Linked DNA regions of Homo sapiens: region 1 is linked to region 2. The links are chromatin contacts, found by Hi-C or POLR2A ChIA-PET in ENCODE. All regions are on one chromosome and are shown on one strand. Each heading gives the region's core, a stretch centred on a gene start or an enhancer-like site at or near the end of the contact. The rest is flanking DNA. Distances are from core to core; before and after follow the strand shown.

Region 1 (4,942 bases), core at 756-3,255, 3.3 Mb before region 2:
TCCCAAATGTAGCTCTCTCAACATAAACAGGCCCCTTACCAAGGACTGTCTCCTATAAAGACTTTCTCTTTCATCATAAGTCTCTCCAAAACCTTGCTGCCCGCTGTTCCCATGAAAACCAAGGTCATTTCAAAACTCAGCACACACCGTCCCCTCATACTTCCAATACTTTCTCCACGGTAGTTCTGGTCATAGCCTTCCTCTTCTACTTCCCTATCCACCTCCTCCTCCTCCTTGCCCTGGTGACAGCAACAGACTCAAATCTCATCCCCAGCTACCAACAACTTTCTCCCCCTCCCTTCCTCCATCTTGACTGGGCTCATCATGGAAATTGAGGCACCTGTAAGCCCAGCCCAGTCCCTAAGTTCAGGTCACATTACCTTTTTTTTTTTGGAGACAGAGTCTCGCTTTGTCGCCCAGGCTGGAATGCAGTGGCGCGATCTTGGCTCACTGCAACTTCTGCCTCCCAGGTTCAAGCGATTCTCCTGCCTCAGCCTTCTGAGTAGCTGGGATTACAGGCCTGCACCACCACACCTGGCTAATTTTTGTATTTTTAATAGAGACGGGGTTTCGCAATGTTGGCCACGAACTCCTGACCTGAAGTGATCCGCCCGCCTCGGCCTCCCAAAGTGCTGGGATTACAGGCATGAGCCACCACGCCAGGCCAAAATCGCTTCTTTATTCAGGTAATTGAGCAGGTGCCAGGCCAAGTTTCCTGGCCTCTCCTTCATTCACATGTATTCATTCATTCAAATATTCAAGTGATAATTTATTGAGCATTTACACTGAGACGTAGCCCGTGTGAAATACTGGAAATATGAAAATGGCCAAAACGGTAGCATGACAAGATCCCGATTTCTGGGTCCCTAATCCTTCAGTCCTCTCCACTAAGACTCTCTTGTTCCTCGACAATTTCTTCCCACTAAAGGCTCACTAGGCGCCCTCGCGCTCTCAGACACACTGAACAGGTACCTGCCTGTGCTTCCAGCTTGGAACTCAAGTGCCATTGGCACCACTAACAATCCAAGGCTCCCAAATGGCTCGAAGCGCAAGGTCCTACAACCCTCCTCATCACACACTGGCGCCAAGGACTGCGGAACCGGCCGTTGCGCCAAGATGATTTTGAAAGTTGGAGTTCCTATAGCATGATGGGGCCAGACCCGAGATTCTGGGATCCCAGCCCCCTCCCCGCCTCAGATCCAGAAGTCCAGCCCCCATGTCCCCTTCTCCCCCAGATCTGGGTGGCCGAGCTTCCTCCTCTTTCAGACCCAGGAGTCTGAACCCCCAGATCCCCCCTCCCTCAGACCCAGGAGTCAGGGCCTCCAGCATCCTCCTCTCTCAAACTCGAGACTGCTAGCTCGCTCCTCACCCTCCATGCACCCACACTTACAACGGTTGCCATGATGCTCACCAACTGCCAGAGTCCTAGCGGAAACGGAAACGCGCGAGGAGCGAGATGTTCTGGCTCCTCTAGGCTAGCTGGTTCTTCAAAGATCTCGATGGTTCCTCATAAATATGTAAATATTGTGGGGGCGTGGCGGGACTTTATGCCCCGCCCTCCCACCGAGGCTGCGCTGGAAGACGGGCGTCCGGAACTCCTGGGTCCATTCCCAATGTCTCCTGGCTCCTCCTCCTTTTGCTCAGCCCCACCACCGCCCCGCTCAGGCCGATTGCAAAATTCTTAGCTGTTCTTTGAGTAACCACACGTCCTCCACGCTCCTTTCCTCTTTATCCCACCCTCCTCCTCCTCCCCACTTTGAGGCCTCCAGCTCCAGATTGACAGAGCTGAAGGCCACTCGTTTCCGTAAAGCGCAGCGGCAAGCTCCGCCCCCTGGAGGTCTCACGGCCGAGGCGGGGCCGGGACACAGCGACTCCAACCCGTTCCACCAATGAGGACACGCGGAAATCCCCGCCCCCGGGCGTGGGCCAATGGCGCTGGCTGGGGGGGGCGGCCACCGCCTCCTGGCGGCTGCGAGGTTTCACTGCAGGGGCGCCAGTGGGCTCAGTGACGCTGCGGCCTCCTTCTGCCTAGGTCCCAACGCTTCGGGGCAGGGGTGCGGTCTTGCAATAGGAAGCCGAGCGTCTTGCAAGCTTCCCGTCGGGCACCAGCTACTCGGCCCCGCACCCTACCTGGTGCATTCCCTAGACACCTCCGGGGTCCCTACCTGGAGATCCCCGGAGCCCCCCTTCCTGCGCCAGCCATGCCTTTAAACCGCACTTTGTCCATGTCCTCACTGCCAGGACTGGAGGACTGGGAGGATGAATTCGACCTGGAGAACGCAGTGCTCTTCGAAGTGGCCTGGGAGGTGGCTAACAAGGGTGAGCACGCCAGGCGTCGGGGCCCTTGACGAGAAGGACAGTAGTGGATGGGGGCCCGGAACTCTGAGTTGTAGGAGGACGGGGCTACTAGGGGAACCCTTGTGACCTGGGCAAGGAGGCTGTGTCCTTGAGGAGGGGCTGGGAAGCCGGAGGTGGGTGGGAGAGGGATGGTTCGTTTGACTTAAGATGAAAGGAGGCTGGAAGCCCGGGTTCTGGGTCCTAGGGAAGAGGGCGCTAAAATGAGACTCCTAGGTCCTGGAGGCAGGCTTCCGAGAGACTAGATACCTGGGTCCTGAACAGGGAAGGGGATGGGGGGATGGGATTTCTGCGTGCAAACCTGGGAAGCTGCCGGGGTTTCAGACCTATGACCCTAACAGCATGGTCTAGGGGATAAAACTCCAGATTTGAGAGAGAGCTGACTGGGAGATAGGAGGCCTGAGCGGCGGTGGGAGGACCTGAGGATCTGGCTGCTTAAGAATAAAGATGGGACGGGCTGGAGACTGTAATGAATGCCTGGGCTTTGAAGGAGCTGAGGGCCTGAGCTATTAGTTCCTAGGAGTAGAGGAGCCCATGGCCTGGGACACATGCGTACTGGAATAGGGGAAGGCTGGGAAGTCCTAAGTTAGTCAGAGGCTGGGCCCTAGGATGGGAGGGGCTAGGAGCCTGCATTTCTGTGTCTTGGGCTTCAGAAAGCTGAGGTTCTGGCCTTGGAGAAGGCTGGGGCTGAAATCCCCAGGAACAAGCCAATCTCACACCTCAAAGAGCAGGGTCTGGGGGGTTGCTTTGCTGGGTCTTGGAGGAGAAAGGGACTGTGTCTCCCAGGAGGAGAGGGGGCCCGTGAACACCCAGCCGGGTATCGCCAGGGCCTGGGCTCCAGGATGGGAGGAGGCTGGGGGCTGGGGCTCCTGGGTCTGGGATAGGGTCATGGGAGAGGCAGAGCCCTGCATGCTGGTGTCCCTAGTCAGGGAGAGGAAATTGGGAGGCAGGTCAGCAAGGTCCCTGGGGGCAGGGAATGACCATGCAGGCTTCTCTTGGGCAATGGTGAGAAGCTGGATTGGCCATGAGGGGGTCTCCCTCACTGGGTTTTGGAGCCTGGCTGCGATTTAAACCCAGCTCCTGTGAGCTGGGAACTCGGGAACCTGAGTCCGGGTAGTCAGTCCTCAGCTCTGCCATCCTTAGAGCCCCAGTGCCTAATTCCTTCAGACCAAGGGGTCCCGGCACCCAGCCCCTTCTCTCTCAGACCCAGAAGTCTAGCCTGAGCCCCCTCCTCCTTCAGGGTCCTGACCCCAGCCCCCTTCTCCCTTAGACCCAGGAGGACTGCCCTCCAGCCCTCGTGTTCCCCTCATCCAAGCTTCCAACCCCTACTCCAAACTATGGGCTCCCAGTCCCCTCTTCCCCCTGAGCTAGAGGTCTGGGGCCTGAGTGCCCCCTACATCCCCGGCCCACCCCACCCCAGGCCCCAGAACTATGGACCTCGGCCGGGGCCTGCCCTCACACGCTTGGGCCCACAGTGGGTGGCATCTACACGGTGCTGCAGACGAAGGCGAAGGTGACAGGGGACGAATGGGGCGACAACTACTTCCTGGTGGGGCCGTACACGGAGCAGGGCGTGAGGACCCAGGTGGAACTGCTGGAGGCCCCCACCCCGGCCCTGAAGAGGACACTGGATTCCATGAACAGCAAGGGCTGCAAGGTGGGACGTGGCCCAGCCCAGGGCAGAAGCGGGTGGACAGCCTGCCATCGGGGTGGGAGCCACAGACGGAGAGGGTGCAGGGTGGACAGCCCCAGCCAGAGAGCGAGGCAGGCTTGGACACAGGAAGGAGGCGTGATAGGACACCCAGACAGATGCAGGGCCTGGAAGTGGGTGGGTGGATCCCAGACATGGGCGAATGGACAGACAGATGGCAAGTATGAGACAGACTGAGACGGAGATCCAAGAGGCCAAGGTCCTCAGACCCAGAGAGAAAGAGAGCAAGATCGAAAGACAGCCTGGTCAACATGGCGAAACCCCGTCTCTACCAAAAATACAAAAATTAGCTGGGTGTGGTGGCGGGTGCCTGTAATCCCAGCTACTCGGGAGGCTGAGGCAGGAGAATCGCTTGAACCCGGGAGGCGGAGGTTGCAGTGAGCTGCGATTGGGCCACTGCACTCCAGCCTGGGCGACGGAGCGAGACTCTGTCTCAGAAAAGAATGCCAGCCAGCCAGGCAGAGCTGGGGAGAAGTGGGCCTGAGGTCAGGAAGGAGCAGGATTCTGGAGCTTGAAGTTCAAGTTCACCCTCCACTTGCTGCCTGTGTGTCCTTGGCTAATGGACATGCTAATAGCGTCTACCTTCTAGCGGTGCTGGGAGGAGGAAACAGTTAATAAGGACAAAGTGGTTAGTAGAGTTCTTGGCATGAAGGTAGCACATTGTGTGGGCGGTGATTGTCATTGTTATGATCATCGTCATTATTGTTACTAACAGCCAAGCTTGGAGAGTGAGGGGGACAGGCAGACCAAGGGAGAAGGGTGGATGGAGCCACAGGCAAGAGTAATAGACTGGGGACAGAAGAGAGGCCACCAGATGTTTCAGAAAGCCAGTCCTAGAAGGAGAGAGAAGCATGGAATATCGGGGAAGAGAGGAGA
Region 2 (4,854 bases), core at 1,379-3,878:
CCACGTTCCCAACCGGGCTTGGGGTTGGGTGCGAATCCTCCCGGCGCGAGGATCCTGCGCGAGGCGTGAGGAGCAGAGCAAGAGTGCGTTCCTGAGGCCAGGCCACGCCCCTACCAGTTCCAGCCAAGATGTGCTGGGCACGAGACGACGGGGTTGAAAGGGCAGGGTGCAAGTGGCCGTGCGCACGCGCGCCTCGGGAAGGGCCCTGTCGTCTTGCACAGCGTGAGCTCGGCCTCGAGCCTTCTGACAAGGCCTTGGTCGGCGTGAGCCGCTAGGTGACCAATCAGCGCCCGCTCAGCCACCCGCCTTTTTAAGCGGTCACGCCCCTGCACGACCCGCGTGGTCCAGGGCCGTTGCATCCCAAGTAGGCTGGGTTTCCTCAACTGCCAACTCTCAGGAAGAGAGAGAGAGCGAGCTCGCCTGTGTCCCTTCTGGCCCTATGATGTCCCATTTCCACCTTTTCCCTTCAGTTCGTGATTCATGAGGGCCTCCTGTGTGCCAAGCACCAGGCTAGATGGTGGGAACTTAGCCACTGTCTTCCCAGTACAATCGAGAAGACCGTGAGAACCTCCGAGACCATGAGAATCCGGTGAGACGGGAACTCGGTTAATGCAGAGAACAATACGTTGGGAAAGGATTCAAAGAGGAGGGCCATTTGAATTGGGCCTTCTTGGGAGGACGAGGCGGGCGGATCACTTGAGGTCAGGAGTTCCAGACCAGCCTGGCCAACAATGGTGAAACCCCGTCTCGGCTAAAAATACAAAAATTAGCCGGGCATGGTGGGGCGCGCCTGTAGTCCCAACTACTCCAGAGGCTGAGGCAGGAGAATCATTTGAACCTGGGAGGTGGAGGTTGAATGAGCTGGTATCGCCACTGCACTCCAGCCTGGGCGACAGAGCAAGACTCTGTCTCAAAAAAAAAAAAAAAAAAAAAAAGGAAAAAAAAGAAAGAAAAAGAATAAAAGATTTGGGCTTTTTTTTTTTTTTTTTTTGGTAGAGACGAGGGTCTCACTTTGCTGCCTAGTTTGGTCTTAAACTCCTGGACTAAAGCCAGTCTCCCGGCTGAGATTATAAGCATGAGCCACCGCACCCAGCCTGGAAAATACGTCTTAAGGGGAGATGATCTAACGACCTAGTCAAGAGTAGAAACCCTGAAATCCAATACATTTCAGTTCAAATCGTTTTCTTGGCTGTGTTGCCAGCGACAAGAGGCTTAATCTCTTTCTGCCTTATAAATTTGGGATTGTAATTCCTACCAGGGTTGTCTGTAGGGTGTCTGGCATATAGTTCCGATGCAATAAATATTTACTGAACACATGTTTACGCTGTTCTAGGTGCTTGAACAAGGTACACAAAGATCTCTGCCCTCCTGGAGCTTCTTCTTCTTCTTCTTCTTTTTTTTTTTTTTGAGACGGAATCTCGCTCTGTCCCCCAGGCTGGAGTGCAGTGGCGCGATCTCGGCTCACTGCAAGCTCCGCCTCCTGGGTTCACGCCATTCTCTTGCCTTAGCCTCCCGAGTAGCTGGGACTACAGGCACCCGCCACCCAGCCCGGCTAATTTTTTGTATTTTTAGTAGAGATGGGGTTTCAGTGTGTTAGCCAGGATGGTCTTGATCTCCTGACCTTGTGATCAGCCCGCCTCGGCCTCCCAAAGTGCTGTGACTACAGGCGTGAGCCACCGCGCCCGGCCTTCTTTTATTTTAAGAGGCAGCAGGGTCTCATTCTGTCGCCCAGGCTGAACTGCATGGAGGGCGGTGGTGTAACACTAGCTCACTGCCTCGAACTCCTGGGCTCGAGCGATGTGGAGCTGCTATTCTATGATGTGGACTAACTCCTAATGTATGGGACTTTCCTTCCTCCTAAGGCTTAATTTTCTCATTTGTAAATCAGGAGGTAAGAAAGGAGGGGACGGGCCGGGCGCGGTGGCTCACGCCTGTAATCCCAGCACTTTGGGAGGCCGAGGCGGGTGGATCATGAGGTCAGGAGTTCAAGACCAGCCTGACCAACATGGTGAAACTCCGTTTTTACTAAAAATACAAAAACTAGCCGGGCGTGGTGGCGGGCTCCTGTAATCCCAGCTACTCAGGAGGCTCAGGCAGGAGAATCGCTTGAACCCAGGAGGCGGAGGTTGCAGTGAGCCGAAATTGCGCCACTGCACTCCAGCCTGGGTGACAGAGCAAGACTCCGTCTCAAAAAAAAAAAAAAAAAGAAGGGGATGGATGGGAAGGAGTTTGGAAAAGCACAAGGAGCTGTTAGCTATTGTGTTGATCGGCACAAATGAATCAATAAATTTGCTCTTCCCCAACTCTCCACCCCTCACCAACACCCTATTGCAATATTCTCAATTCCCTTCCCAAGGGCCTCGGGCAAAAATGGAGCCCTCCTGGCTAGACTCCATCTCCCAGCGCGCCCAGCGGGGAAGCACCCTGCGCTTGCGCTGCCAAGTCCTCCCCGGCTTTGTCTCCCGGGAGTTCGAGTCGTTCTTTTCCTCCGCCCGCCTAATTTGCTTCCTACCCCACCTCCAAGCTTGACCGTGCTGCCTTCTGGGGGATGTAGTCCGTGGCTGCCCGGACTTCAATTCCCAGCGGGCTTCGGGACGAGAACCCGGAAGGGGAGGCTGGAGAGGAGCGAGTGGGGGAAACCCGCGTAGCCGAGGGAGATGCAGCGCGCGGCGATGGTGAGAGCCCAGGCGCGGGCCGGGGGCGCTGGAGAGTCGGGACGGGGGTTCGGGACCGGGTGACGAGGGGGAAGAGGCAGGGGCGAAAGAAGGGGCTGGGTGAGGGGAGATTGCCTGGGGGAGAGGACTGGGAGGAATGGGAGCCGGAGGTAGTAGTAGAAGAATGGTGGCTTGGGGAGGGGTCTTGGAGGTGGGGTGGGAGTGGAGCTTTGGAATTGATTGTAAAGGGGCTCAGAGCTGGGGAAGTGGGCCCCGAGTTGGAGACTGGGCTGGACATCCAGGTAGAGGCCCTGAAGGGGTCGATTTCGATGGGGGCTTAACCTGCGGCGAGGGTATGAGGATCAGGGTTAGGATGAGTGAGGGGGTCTGGAAGCTCCAAGGGACAGGCGAACGGTGGACGCAATGGGTTGGGGCCTCTGGATCGGATTGGGGGCAGGAAGGCAAGTTGAGGAGGTAGGAGGGAGAAATCAGTGGTAGGATAGAGTGTGGGTTTAGGCTCCAGGACTGAGGGTGGGGTAAGGAGCGTGAAATTAGGGGCCTGGATGTAGTGATAATTTCCCTAGTCCCGCCAGAGACTCCCGGTAAGCTGGACAGGCACAGAACTGTAGGATAATACGGCCAGAAAGGGCCATCGAGACAGGCTTTCGCACCCTCACTTCCCCGGTGGAATTTAGAAGAGTGTAATGGTTTATCCCTATGAGAAGTACAGCATTCATATCCCCTATTCTTCCACCCCTTTGTGCCATGGACAAATCTGTGAGCCTCAGTGCCCTTATCTGTAGTATGGGAACAGCAAGCATGCCTCTGAGAACAGGGTTAAAGGGAGTCATTAAAATCGTTACTATTAGTGGGAGAGCTGGGCTGTGAAGTTTCAGTCTCAGAGCTGTTGGTGGGAAGTTCTCCGCCCCCGGAATGTGACTGGGTTACAGGTGCTAATGGATTTCCTCCTTTCCAGTCCAGTCCCAGAGGCGTTTTCTCAAAAGCTGGCACTGATCTGGGCACACACCCCAGCTCAGAAGCATGTAGGGGCTCCCCACTGTGGATTACAGCTAACGCTTATTGTTTTACAAAATGCCTGGCCCTGTCCTTAGCTGTTTGTACACATTAACTCATTTAATTCTGATAACACCCCTGAGGGGTAGGTGCTGTTATTTTCTCCATTTTACAGAAAGGAAGCAGAAGTACAGAGAAATTAAGCAACTTTCCCAAGGCTATCCAGCATTAATTGCTAGACTCAGGATTCCGATCTTGGCAGCCTGGCTCAGAATCTGTGCTTTCAGCACTATAATTTAGTCCTCTCTCCATACTGAAATATACAATGTGATGAGTAGAGACAGCGAACAAAGCAGTCTAGAATATTAGTTCTGCCATTTACTTGCTATATGACCTTAGGCAAGTCTTTTATTTATTTTTATTTATTTATTTAGAGACAGTCTCCCTCTGTCACCCAGGCTGGAGTGCAGTGGTATGGCTAACTGTAGCCTCTGCCTCCCGGGTTCAAGCGATTCTCCTGCCTCAGCCTCCTGAGTAGTTGGGATTACAAGCATGTGCCACCACGCCCTGGCTAATTTTTGTAGTTTTAGTAGAGACAGGGTTTCTGCATGTTGGTCAGGCTGGTCTTGAACTCCTGGCCTCAGGTGATCCACCCGCCTCGGCCTCCCAAAGTGCTGGGATTAACAGGCGTGAGCCATTGCGCCTGGCCCTATATTTATTTTTATGGTTTTTTGTTTAGTTTTGTTTTGTTTTTGAGGCGGAGTTTCGCTCTTGTTGCCCAGGCGGAGTGCAATCTTGGCTCACCGCAACCTCCGCCTCCCGGGTTCAAGCAATTCTCCGCCTCAGCCTCCCGAGTAGCTGAGATTGCAGGCATGCGCCACCACGTCTGGTTAATTTTGTATTTTTAGTAGAGACAGGTCTTGAACTCCCGACCTCAGGTGATCTGCCCGCCCCAGCGTCCCAAAGTGCTGGGATGACAGGCGTGAGCCACTGCGCGCAGCCTTTTTATTTTTTTAAAGACAGGGTCTCGCTCTGTTGCCCAGACAGGCTGGAATGCAGTGGCGCAATCATGACTCACTGCAGCCTCAACCTCCTGGGCTCAGGCGATCCTCCCACCTCAGCCTCCCAAGTAGCTGGGACTAATTTTTTATTACACACGGCTAATTTTTTATTTTTATTTTTGTAG

Evidence for each region. A loop is a pair of places that touch in the nucleus more often than their neighbours do. ChIA-PET counts read pairs that join two places held with the same protein, here RNA polymerase II (POLR2A). Pooled maps may share reads with other maps.
Region 1: a pooled map shows a loop between it and region 2 (6-fold over the local background). The contact joins the promoter of GYS1 here to the promoter of FBXO46 in region 2. A Hi-C loop is called at or near these places in 1 of 50 pooled maps. POLR2A ChIA-PET finds 5 or more read pairs at or near these places in 2 of 52 experiments (BJ and Caco-2).

What each region holds. Positions count from the first base shown.
Region 1 is chr19:48,990,372-48,995,313 of GRCh38, reverse strand. It overlaps GYS1 (glycogen synthase 1), which reads left to right and starts at 2,005. Exons shown (of 16, transcript NM_002103.5): 1 at 2,005-2,319; 2 at 3,831-4,012. The coding sequence starts at 2,202. It overlaps RUVBL2 (RuvB like AAA ATPase 2), which reads right to left and starts at 1,427. Exons shown (of 15, transcript NM_006666.3): 1 at 1,391-1,427. The coding sequence starts at 1,402. RefSeq lists enhancers at 1,529-1,618, 2,309-2,448 and a silencer at 1,739-2,098.
Region 2 is chr19:45,728,670-45,733,523 of GRCh38, reverse strand. It overlaps FBXO46 (F-box protein 46), which reads left to right and starts at 2,628. Exons shown (of 2, transcript NM_001080469.2): 1 at 2,628-2,675. It overlaps MEIOSIN (meiosis initiator), which reads right to left and starts at 85. Exons shown (of 15, transcript NM_001310124.2): 1 at 1-85. RefSeq lists enhancers at 2,301-2,430, 2,521-2,630 and a silencer at 3,479-3,773.